2 separate regions of the Homo sapiens genome follow, and region 1 is linked to region 2. A link is an interaction called in ENCODE POLR2A ChIA-PET data of the cell type or tissue named here. Cell type or tissue: GM12878. All regions are shown on one strand. Links, peaks and the distances in the headings refer to the core of each region. The heading gives the core; the rest is flanking DNA. Region 1 has its middle 13 kb from the start of ENAM. Region 2 holds the start of LOC101927297 (a long non-coding RNA gene).

Region 1 (5,385 bases), core at 69-5,068, 63 kb after region 2:
ATCTGTCTATCTCTGCTTTCCACTTGTTATACAATACCTTAAGCACAGGGCTAGGCAAGCACCAGCACAAGGATCACTGCTTGACCGTAGAGTGCTGCAGCCGGCTGACAGTTTCCCTGTTTCTGGGCTTGGGCCCCTCTCAATTCATCTGCTTCCTCTGGTAATGGGATCATTCTGAGCTCACCAAAAATTCAATAACTGCCTTATCCATGAGAAATGTGGAATGGAACACAATTTAGTATTCAAAAGATGAGTAACTGGAAAAGATTAGGTTTTTAAACAAATGCACATTTTTTCAGTGTTTTTTCTTAAGGTTTTTGTCATAGACTTTCCTTTATTGTAAGGCTATCTGAGGAGAGAAAATAATTTAAAAGAGGTGACATATACTTTTAGTTTTTTTTTTTTTTCATCTCAACTCACTGCAACCTCCACCTCCCAGGTTCAAGCAATCTCCTGCCTCAGTCTCCTGAGTAGCTAGGATTACAGGCACACACCACCAAGCCTGGCTAATATTTGTATTTTTAGTAGAGACAGGGTTTCCCCATGTTGCATGGACTGATCTTGAACCCTTGACCTCAAGTGATCCACCTGCCTCAGCCTCCCAAAGTACTGGGATTACAGGTGTGAGCCACTGAGCCTAGCTACATTTTGTTTTTTAAGAACTAGTTTCCAAATGAGTGGAAGATTTCACCAAAAAGAAAGAGAAAAAGCTTCTCCAAATTGTAGAATCTCAGAGTCAGAAGAAAATGTAAGGGTCATCTAAAGAGCTGTGTCTGTCCTTTCAGTTCCACAGACTTCAAACTTTGAGATCATCCTTGACTCCTTTCTTCTGTCATTCCTGGGCAATCCTGTTAGCTCTGCCTTCAAGATCAGCTCGCTTTGCACATCTCCATGCACTGCGGTTCAATCTTACCACCTTCCTGGTTCCTCTGCTTCTTGCCCCTCTTCAGTTTATTCTCAAACCCCCAGCCAGTGATATTCTAAAAACATAAGTCAGATCATGACCCTTCTCTGGTGGCTCCTTGTCTCAGCCTGTGTTAGAGCCAGTCCTTACAGTACCCACAAGACCCTGTGGAATCTGATCTCACCTCTCTGATGTCCAGCTCCTACTACTCTCCATCCCTCCTCTGTTACAGCCACATGGGCCTTGTTACTTTGGATCATACGAGGCATACAGCTGCCTCAAGACGTTTGCACTGGCTGTGCCCTTTGTCTGGAATACTTTTTCTCAAAGTCTGTATGGCTCATTCCCTTACCTCCTCCATGTCTTCACTCAAATCTGCCTTCTCAGAGAGGGCTTACCTCATGAAAATTATAGCTTCATCATCTTTTTAAATCTCTTTTCTACTTTATTTTTCTCCATTGCACTCATCATCAATTAACACATATTTTCCTAGCTTAAATTTTGTTTTCTGTCTTCTTCCACTGCAACATAAGCTCCATAAAGGCAGGGAGTTTTGTCTATTTTGTTCACTACAGTATCCCTAGCACCTAGAGCACAGCAGGTGCTCAGTAAATATTTGTGGAATTAAATAAAACCTGGTAACTCAGCCCTTTTATTGTGTAGATAAGGAAGTAAATGCCTAGAGAGATAAGTTAATTTTTCTAGGGTATGCACCACTGATTAAGGTTCGTGGGGACGTTGACTTTCAATTTATTGTTCATTTCACTACATCAGAAATTCCCAGGAAATATCACATTCTATGTTTGAGACTCAGTACACCAGGTGATAATGGAGAAGCAGAGAGAGAGAGAAGGAGAGTGAGATAGCGAGAATGAGAGTGTGATACACACTCACATACAGTCAGGGAGATAGAGAAGACAGAGACAAGAACAAAGACACAGAGGATAGAGACAGCCTTAACTGGATTCATAACTCTAGCTGTGGCTCATCCAACTACACCCTCCAGTCCTCCATGTACCATCAGGATTATCAGGATTAATTTTCCCCAAACCAGTAGTAATCCTATAACACCCTTGGTGGTTCCCTGGGAACTACAGAACAAAATGCAACTTTCTTAGCTTGGCATGCAAGTCACCATCGGCCTCCTCCTATTTTCCCCAAAATAACACCACATATTTTTCCCTGACATGCTGATACTCTTGTCATAGTGTTCTGTTTCCCCTCTCCCGATTCTCTGGATCTTTCTACATATTTGTCCATCGGCATGTGTGGTTTATTGAGCCTAGAATTCCCTTTACTTCTTCCACTTGGAATAGTCCCCTATATTTTTTATGAGCCAGCTCAAAAATCCCCTCCTCTTTTGAAACTTCCCCCTTCTTTCCCAGCGGAGTCAGCTTTTCTGTCCTCTGCATGTCCTTTTTCTGGTGCTAACATTTACCACAGTGTCTAGGTTTCCTCATCATGGTATCACTTTGTCTCTAGCGGCTAGTACAGTGCCATACAGTGCCAGGGCCTAGTGGGTACCCAAAATGTGTTAGCTGAATGAATGAAGATCAGTCACAATCACAACAGCTTAACTAACTTTGGTTCTTATGATAAGTGGTTATGGACAATAAGTAGTAGGAGAGCATGTACACACAGCTGGTTATACAAAGTAAAGTTAGGCTACTGCTTACGTAAATCTCTCTCATCACAACAAGCAGTAAATTCTAGATTAAAGCCTCATTAAGTCAGTGTGCGTTGGAGGTTTTTATTGGCAAAATAAAAACCTTTCTTTTCCATGACTATGGAAATTATCCATTTTTAGTTCATTAACTCATTTAGTAAATATTTATTAGCTCACATTCTGTGTCAGGCGCTGTTCTGCAGTCTAGAGATACTGAAGTAAGACAAATGTCATCCCTGCCATCACAGAGCTTATAGGCTAGCAGGGAGGCAGATTTTAAACAAATATTATACAAATAATTAATTTTTTAATAATTGTAATGACAGTTGATATTACATACATCAGTAGCCTAAAGAGCACAATAATGCCTAGTATTTACTGAGCTCTTAAAATGTGTGAGTCACTGTTGTAAATTTTACATATTGAATTTTATTACTACTCTTAACTCTAAGTGTTGGGTTCTATTATTATTATTTTTGTCTTGTTTTCAGATAAAGAAGCTGTGGCACAGAGAGATTAAGTAACAGGGTCACAAACAAGAAAGGGTAGAATTGGGATTTAAACTGCCATGCTATATTGCTGTTTGGCACTTGCATAAGAAGAAATGTTTTCAAGTTCTAATGAAACCAGGCATGGAATGCAGGTTAATTTACATGTTCCCCCCACCCACCTGTTTAATTAATTAATTAATTTTGTTTTATTTTTATTTCATTGACACTGGCTCTGAACTGACACCCCCACCTGTTTAACACCATGACTAGGAAGGTGCTTCAGAATGTGGCAGAAAGTAGTACAGAATACTGGACTGGAAATGTTTCAGTCAAGGAGGCATCAGGCAGTCTTCTGATTATGGGTCTCATATTCCCCTCTGAGCCAAAGAGTAAGTTATTTAGCTTCCTCAGCATGCAGTGTTTTTTTTTTTTTTAATGTGTGTGTTTGGCAGTTCATCTCAACTTCTCAGTTTTGAAATCTTTGCATTCAAATGTCACTTCCCCAGAGCACTCTCCTTGACCCTGCCAACATCCCTTCTCCCTCTCTTACTTCATTCAGTTTAGTTTCTTTATAGGGCTTATTATGACCTGACATGGAACACTAGATCTGGTGTTTTGTTTACTGTTTTCCTAATGCCTGGAACAGTGCTTGGTACGTGTGTTCGCTTCAATCGTTATTGAACAAATGTATTCTCCAGGAAACTGGGATAGGTAACAACTCTTAGAACCAGGATGGGATCTTTCACAACAATATATACACTTGGCACTGACAATTCCAAAACTGCCAAACAGAGGCAAAAGCTATGTCTTCTAGAATCTGCTGTTAAAGGGAAAGCTACATTTCATAAACTTGACTTGAAAGTAGCTGACTTGGCATAGTCGGGCATTGGGCGGATATGAAAGAAAGCCCTAGAGATCCAAGACAGTGAGATAGTCTCTACCAGGATTTCTTTCTTTCATTTTTCCTGAGGAGGAGGAATAACAGTAGCCACCCATGGAAGTGCTGAAGCTTCTGTCTTCTGGGAAACTGTCCTCTTTGCTTCTTGGAGGCAGCACAGCCCTAGACAGTCACATTGAAAGATACCCAAAGCGTGCTAGACATATAACTTCAGGGTTGATCTTTTTTATGTCAGTTTTTCCAAAACACATCTTTAAATAACACCCATACATTTCTAGTTTGTGAATAAATTAGAATGCAAATCCACATTCACTCTGAAAAACCCACGGTCATTTCCTTCTCTGTGCTCGCTAGAGCTTATCTTTAAGTAATTATCAAACCGGTTGTTAGGCGCGGGTCTCCAGCTGGAAAGCTGCTGAACCCTGGGGAAAGATGAAAGTGCAGGGAGACAGCTGAAGGCATCAGCAAAAGTTATTATGACAAACAGCTTTATAATAATCATTCCTCAAAGCTGGAATTTGTGTTTCTAACGTCTGGCTTCTGTGAAGTGTGGTTGCTGCTGTTTCTACTTTACCCCCAGTCTCTAATGTTTATGGAAGAAAGAAATCAACTAAACTTCTGGTTTGATCTTTCTCTTTGTAAAATGCAGCAGTCTGTCTGTTGATGTCACTTGACTGGTAGCCACATACTGTCTATAGAAGTCAACTTTTTTAGTACTGAGAAGTTTTGGAAGGAAGAGAAACACACTTAGAAGTTCAAAGCTTTTATGTGTTTAAGACTCATTTTCCCAAAGACAATGTTATTGAGTTCTAGAAAAATTCAGACACTTAGCCTGGGTCAGTTTAAATATTTGCTTCATCTTGTATAACACTCCACATTGGTGGGTATTTAAATGATTAGATGAGGGTTGCTTAACTTTAGGTCCGTGAATGAACTTTAGGCTGTCTGAGTAATCGCTGACATTGTAGGCAGAATTTTACGTGTTGTTTCCATTTACGTTTTTGGGAATAATAATTCACAGCTTTCATTAGGTTCTCAAAAGAATACTTCAGTGCTGTGGAGGATCTGTGTGGACGAGTGACAAATGGGAAATCCAGAGGCTTGGGTTCTTCTGCCTCCAATAGCAGCCAAAACTTCAAAAAAGACCTTACTCTTCTGGACTTTTAGTCTCCTCACCCATAAATGAGGAGGTTGAATTAAATCAATCAATGTTTTCCCAAAGTTCATTCATGTACATAGTCATTTATGGACTGTCTTTATGATTATTGCCATATCCAATCACAACCTGTTCTATTTACTTAATATTTTTTCTTACATCTCATCACTTAAGAAAATCTATTTTAAAAGAAATCTGTTTTGTGCGTCTGTAAATGGAAAACCAGCATCACATGAGGTAAATTTTAAAAATGTTATTAATTTACTACAT
Region 2 (5,385 bases), core at 147-5,146:
CTGCCTTTATCTGGCCCCAACTTATTTTTCCAGCTGCTTTCCCACTTTCATGAATTATATGTTCTAGCCAAACTATGTACTCATTTTTTTTTCTCTTTTTGAGATTTTTATTCTCTTGGCCTCTCTTTGGGCTGTCTCATATTTCAATGCTTATATGGCCTTCAAGGCCCAGCTAAGATTGTGTCTTCTCTAGGCTGTCTTCTCTGATATACTTCATTCTATTAACATCTAATAGTCCCTAACTCTTCCTTTCTTAGGGATTTCTAAACATTTTCTCCTTTGTGTTAAGACTAGTTATGTACTTGTCTTGGCCGGGCGTGGTGGCTCATGCCTGTAATCCCAGCACTTTGGAGGCCGAGGTGGGTGGATTGTTGGAGGCCAGGAGTTACAAAAATTAGCCTGGTGTGGTGGTGCATGCCTGTAGTCCCAGCTACTTGGGAGGCTGAGACAGGAGAATTGCTTGAATCCAAGAGGCAGAGGTTGCAGTGAGCTGCGATCACGCCACTGCACTCCAGCCTGGGCGACAGAGCGAGACTCCATCTCAAAAAAAAAAAAAAAAAAAAAAGATTTAAGCAGGGGCCAAGAAATGGGAAGTTAAGTTTTGTATATGTTTGATTTGAGGTGTCTGTGAAGCTATTTAAGTGTCTAGATGTCTTCTAGATGGTTTGATATATGGATCTCTTTAGAGAAAGAAATTTTTGATGTCTTTAAAATTCAGTTGAAACGTGGGACCATATTTGATATTTAACTAAAGGCAAATAAAATATAATTTTGGGTTGTTCTGACTTAAGTAACTAGCACACGTGAACTAGTAGACCAAAAGTGTTATACTACCTACCTGCTACTAGAGTTATAGGACTACATATCTCCAGGTGTCAAATTAAAAAGGCTTGGATTGGCTGGGCGCAGTGACTCATGCCTGTAATCCCAGCACTTTGGGAGGCCGAGGCAGGTGCATTGTTTGAGGCCAGGAATTCGAGAGCAGCCTGGCCCACATGGTGAAACCCCATCTCTACTAAAAATACAAAAATTAGCTGGGTGTGGTGGCCCAGACCTGTACTCCTAGCTACTCAGGAGGCTGAGGCAGGAGAATCATTTGAACCTGGGAGGCGGAGGTTGCAGTGAGCCAAGATTGCACCACTGCACTCCAGCCTGGGCAACAGAGTGAGACTCTGTCTCAAAAAAAAAAAAAAAAAAAAAAACCAAGCTCTGTTAAATTTCAATAAGGTATTAGAAATTATTAAAAATGACCTAAGAATTTAATAAGCTATTTGCAAATGTGATCTTGATCTATATCTATTTTGGGTAGAGATATATTATTTATGCTATGAGCAAAGGGGAATCATTGGAGGGTTTTAAACAGGGAAGGATTGGAAAATTGACAGAAGGAAGTTGGTGCAAGATGGTGATAGTCATCAGAGTGATGCGTTTTTGTGTCTAAATCAGGGTCCTGGGAATATGGATATGAAAAGTAGGCAGATCAAGAGCTAAGCATTATGCTAAAGTAATTGTTTATATGTTGTAGCCATGTTCTAGCATATTCCATGCTTTACACTTATCAATTTAATTTTCATCAATCTTGTGAAGTATGTACTACAGTGATGCCCATTTTATAGATGAAACAGAGAAAACAAGATTTTATAACTTGTCAGAGTCCCATTTGCACCCAGGCAATAACTGACTCCACAGCGTTTGCTCTTTTGTTCAGTAGGAAGACTAAGTAGAAGTGTCTCTTAAGACACATCTTTACAGTTGCATCTGATATTTTAAAAATAACTGACTGGATATTCCTCACCACAGATTTATGCTTTCTCGTTATTAGGGAAAATGAACTTAGTATGGCACTTACATATGATGTAAACACTCTGAATAGAAGAGTTAGAACAAGAAAATTGTATTTTCTTACCTACTTTTCCAACTAAATCTTTAGAGTTCCCTTTTGGTGTTCTTTCATATCCTTTTTTGGGGTGCCATCTGATATTGCTCTTTATGAACACCTCTCTGCATCTAGAAAACATTAATATATAAAATTACACACATATGAAGAAAAGTGATAAAGTAATATGCCAGCTGAGTAAAATGGTATACAAGATACAAGATGAATTTATTAGCAATGAAGAAACAAAGTAAAAGAGTGAACAGAATGGAATGACATTTAGACCTACTTGAATTAGTTTGAAAGATTTTAGGGTTTTTTATGAGGATGAACAGGAAGGAAAGAGAAATAAATTTATGGTAAGGAAAATGACAAACTAAAAAAGATTCTGAAACAGGAATTAGCAGATAATATACAGGAAAAGGAAAGCAGACATAATTGACTAGAGCAGAAGCCTCTCCAGAAATCAGAAGTTTTCTTAAAGCAGAGAAGGACCAGACCACTGCAATGGATGAATTGAAGGGAGCATATTCTTTTTGTTTGAGGGGTATCCTGGAAACCTTACTTATTATTGTGTCCCTGGAGAGATTACCATGAAATCTAACCAGATTTTTTTTCAAATGAATTTTTGGAAGTAGGCCCTTTTTAAATTAGGACCTGCCTGGCAGGTGATATGGTGAAGGGAAATAGCTCTGTGTGATGGTCAAACCACTGACATGTAATTTCTCAAACAGCAATTCTATGAAAAACCACTGCAGGTGCAAGTTTATTTAAAAGCTGACCACAACACAGGTGCAATTCTCCTCATAAACATTTAACCACAGAAGGACTACCCTAAAAGTCTATGTGGAAAGCTGTTCGAGAAAAAGAAGTCAATTTTTTGGTTTGTATTTTTTAATTTTTAGTAAGAATTTGGAATGAAGTTTCTTCTTCATATTTTGAGGGTTTTTTTTTTTAAATTCAGCTTTTGCCTCTGTTTTTTTTTTTGAAATGGAGTCTCACTCTGTCGCCCAGGCTGGAGTGCAGTGGCATGATCTTGGCTCACTGCAACCTCTGTATCCCAGGTTCAAGCAATTCTCCTGCCTCAGCTCCCGAGTATCTGGGATTACAGGCATGCGCCATCATTCCCAGCTAATTTTTGTATTTTTAGTAGAGATGGGGTTTCACCATGTTGGCCAGGCTGGTCTTTAACTCCTGACCCCAAATGATCTGCTTGCCTTGGCCTCCCAAAGTGTTGGGATTACAGGCGTGAGCCACTGCACCCAACTGACCAGCTTTTGCCTCCTGATATCTAAATATAAATTTTACATACACTGTGCTTGGATAGAGATCAATATTTGAAGAAACTCTGCATATAAGAACGAAAATGTTTAGGGTTAAAAAATGGCAGTTAGTATTATCAGACATTTAATGAGGTTGGAAGTCACAAAGATTAGGAAGGAGGGTATCAAAGGGTATCAAAGTTGAGTAAAAATGCTCTGTTTGACTTTTAATCATTCAATGCTTATATAATATCAGAAAAAATCATTCAGTGTATATCTCTGCAAAAATAGCTAAATATATATATATTTTTTTGAGACAGAGTCTTGCTTTGTTGCCAAGGCTGGAGTGCAGCGGTGTGATCTTGGGTCACTGCAGCCTCCTCCTGGGTTCAAGTGATTCTCCTGCCTCAGCCTCCCAAGTAGCTGGGACTACAGATGTACTTCACCACACCCAGCTAATTTTTGTATTTTTAGTAGAGCTGGGGTTTTACTACGTTGGCTGGGCTGGTCTCAAACTTCTGACCTCAGGTGATTCATCAACCTCAGCCTCCTGAAGTTCTGGGATTACAGGCATGAGCCACCGTGTTCAGCCAGCTAAAGCATTTTTGTTAGACAAAATCATTTTTGATTATTTCACTTATTTAAATTACAGATTTCTAAGTTTTGTATCATTTCACAAGGTATACATAATCAAAACATCACATTGTGAAATGATTCAGTCTAATCTTTCAATTCCCCCACCCCCAAAAAATGCCAATTAGAAGAAATTTCTCCATATAGATGTGAAAAAATAGTATTAATGGCTCTTGGTATTGTGAGAGGTAAAATGGACTGTAAGTTAAGAGGCTTAGGCTCTCTACCTTTAGCTTTAGAATGACTAAGATTGATTCTGAAGTTCAAAATAGATTCTAAGCTTGTACAATTGAAATGGGGGAAAAGGCCAGGAATGGTGGCTCACGCCTGTAATCCCAGCACTTTGGGAGGCCAAGGTGGGTAGATCACTTGAGGTCAGGAGTTTGAGATGAGCCTGGCCAACATGGTGAAACCCCACCTCTACTGAAAAAGACGAAAATTAGCCAGGTGTGGTGGTTTATGCCTGTAGTTCCAGCTCCTGAGGAGGCTGAGGCAGGATAATCGCTTGAACCCAGGAAGCGGAGGTTGCGGTAAGCCGAGATCATGTCACTGCACTCCATCCTGGGTGACAGAGAGAGACTCCATCTAAAAAAAAAAAAAATGGGGGAAAAAAGTTAATCCTATAAAGTGCATGGTGTTGTTATCTACTATGATTCTCCCCCTCACTCTGCTGCAGCTACAAGTGCCTTCCTTCCTGCTCCTCATCCTGTGTGGGCCAAGCTCTTTCTTATTTTGTGCTTTTTACTTGTTGTTTCCTTTCTTGGAATAGTGTTTGCCTGACTCTAGGTTAGGCAGAATAATGTCCCTCCCAAACATTGCAAATATAGTTGCAATTGCTTCTGTACTCCTTAATATTATTAAACATATTTTAAAACTTTTATTGATAATTATTCCAGATAAGTCATGTGTGCTCTTGTGGATTTGGACACAGAGTGCCCTATAGGAGTTTTAGGAAGTTCAGAGCAACCCAGCAAGGATCTTGGTAGGAGGACCGATTGTCAGATCAAGGGCTATACCTCAGTTTTGTCATAGTAAAACAACCAGGCTGGGCGCGGTGGCTCTCATCTGTAATCCCAGCACTTTGGGAGGCTGAGGCCGGTGGATCACTTGAGGTCAGGAGTTCAAGATCAGCCTGGCCAACATGGTAAAACCCCGTCTCTACTAAAAATACAAAAATTAGCCAGGCGTGGCGGTGCATGTCTGTAGTCCCAGCTACTCGGGGGGCTGAGGCACAAGAATTGCCTGAACCTGGGAGACGGAGGTTGCAGTGAGCCAAGGTTGCGCCACTGCACTCCAGTCTGGGCAGCAGAATGAGACTCCATCTCAAAAAAAAAAAAAACAAAAAACACACAACACAAAAAACATCTTCCTCTTTATCCTTTGTTAGTAATTTTATGCTTGACTGATTTGTGAAATTCTGGGATATTTGGGGACTTTTAGTTTTGTAGTATTAAGTTAATAGCAGTTATATATTCATGATAAGTATATATACACACACATATAATGAATTTTCCACTTTGTTGGAGTGGAGATGGTTTTTGATGGAGTGGAGATGGTTTTTGCTGTTAGCTTCTCTTGGCAGCAGATCTTTCGTTCAGTGCTAATAGAATCTTC

The links. Peaks named below come from ENCODE experiments on the same cell type or tissue, not always from the same donor. Only the 100,000 strongest peaks of a DNase experiment are listed, where the experiment ranks them.
Region 1: POLR2A ChIA-PET joins it to region 2 with 6 read pairs; 4 of 35 experiments call an interaction of 5 or more read pairs at or near these places.

The regions. Positions count from the first base shown.
Region 1 is chr4:70,612,593-70,617,977 of GRCh38, reverse strand. No RefSeq gene overlaps it. Among named protein-coding and RNA genes, the nearest start is that of ENAM, 13 kb to the left of the region's middle. In GM12878, for the core only: no CTCF peak of the experiment used is centred there; no DNase peak of the experiment used is centred there.
Region 2 is chr4:70,675,799-70,681,183 of GRCh38, reverse strand. It overlaps LOC101927297 (a long non-coding RNA gene), which reads right to left and starts at 2,526. Exons shown (of 4, transcript XR_938860.3): 1 at 2,442-2,526; 2 at 1,907-2,007. In GM12878, for the core only: no CTCF peak of the experiment used is centred there; a DNase peak (open chromatin) is centred at 2,613; H3K4me3 peaks cover 230 bases; H3K27ac peaks cover 2,866 bases.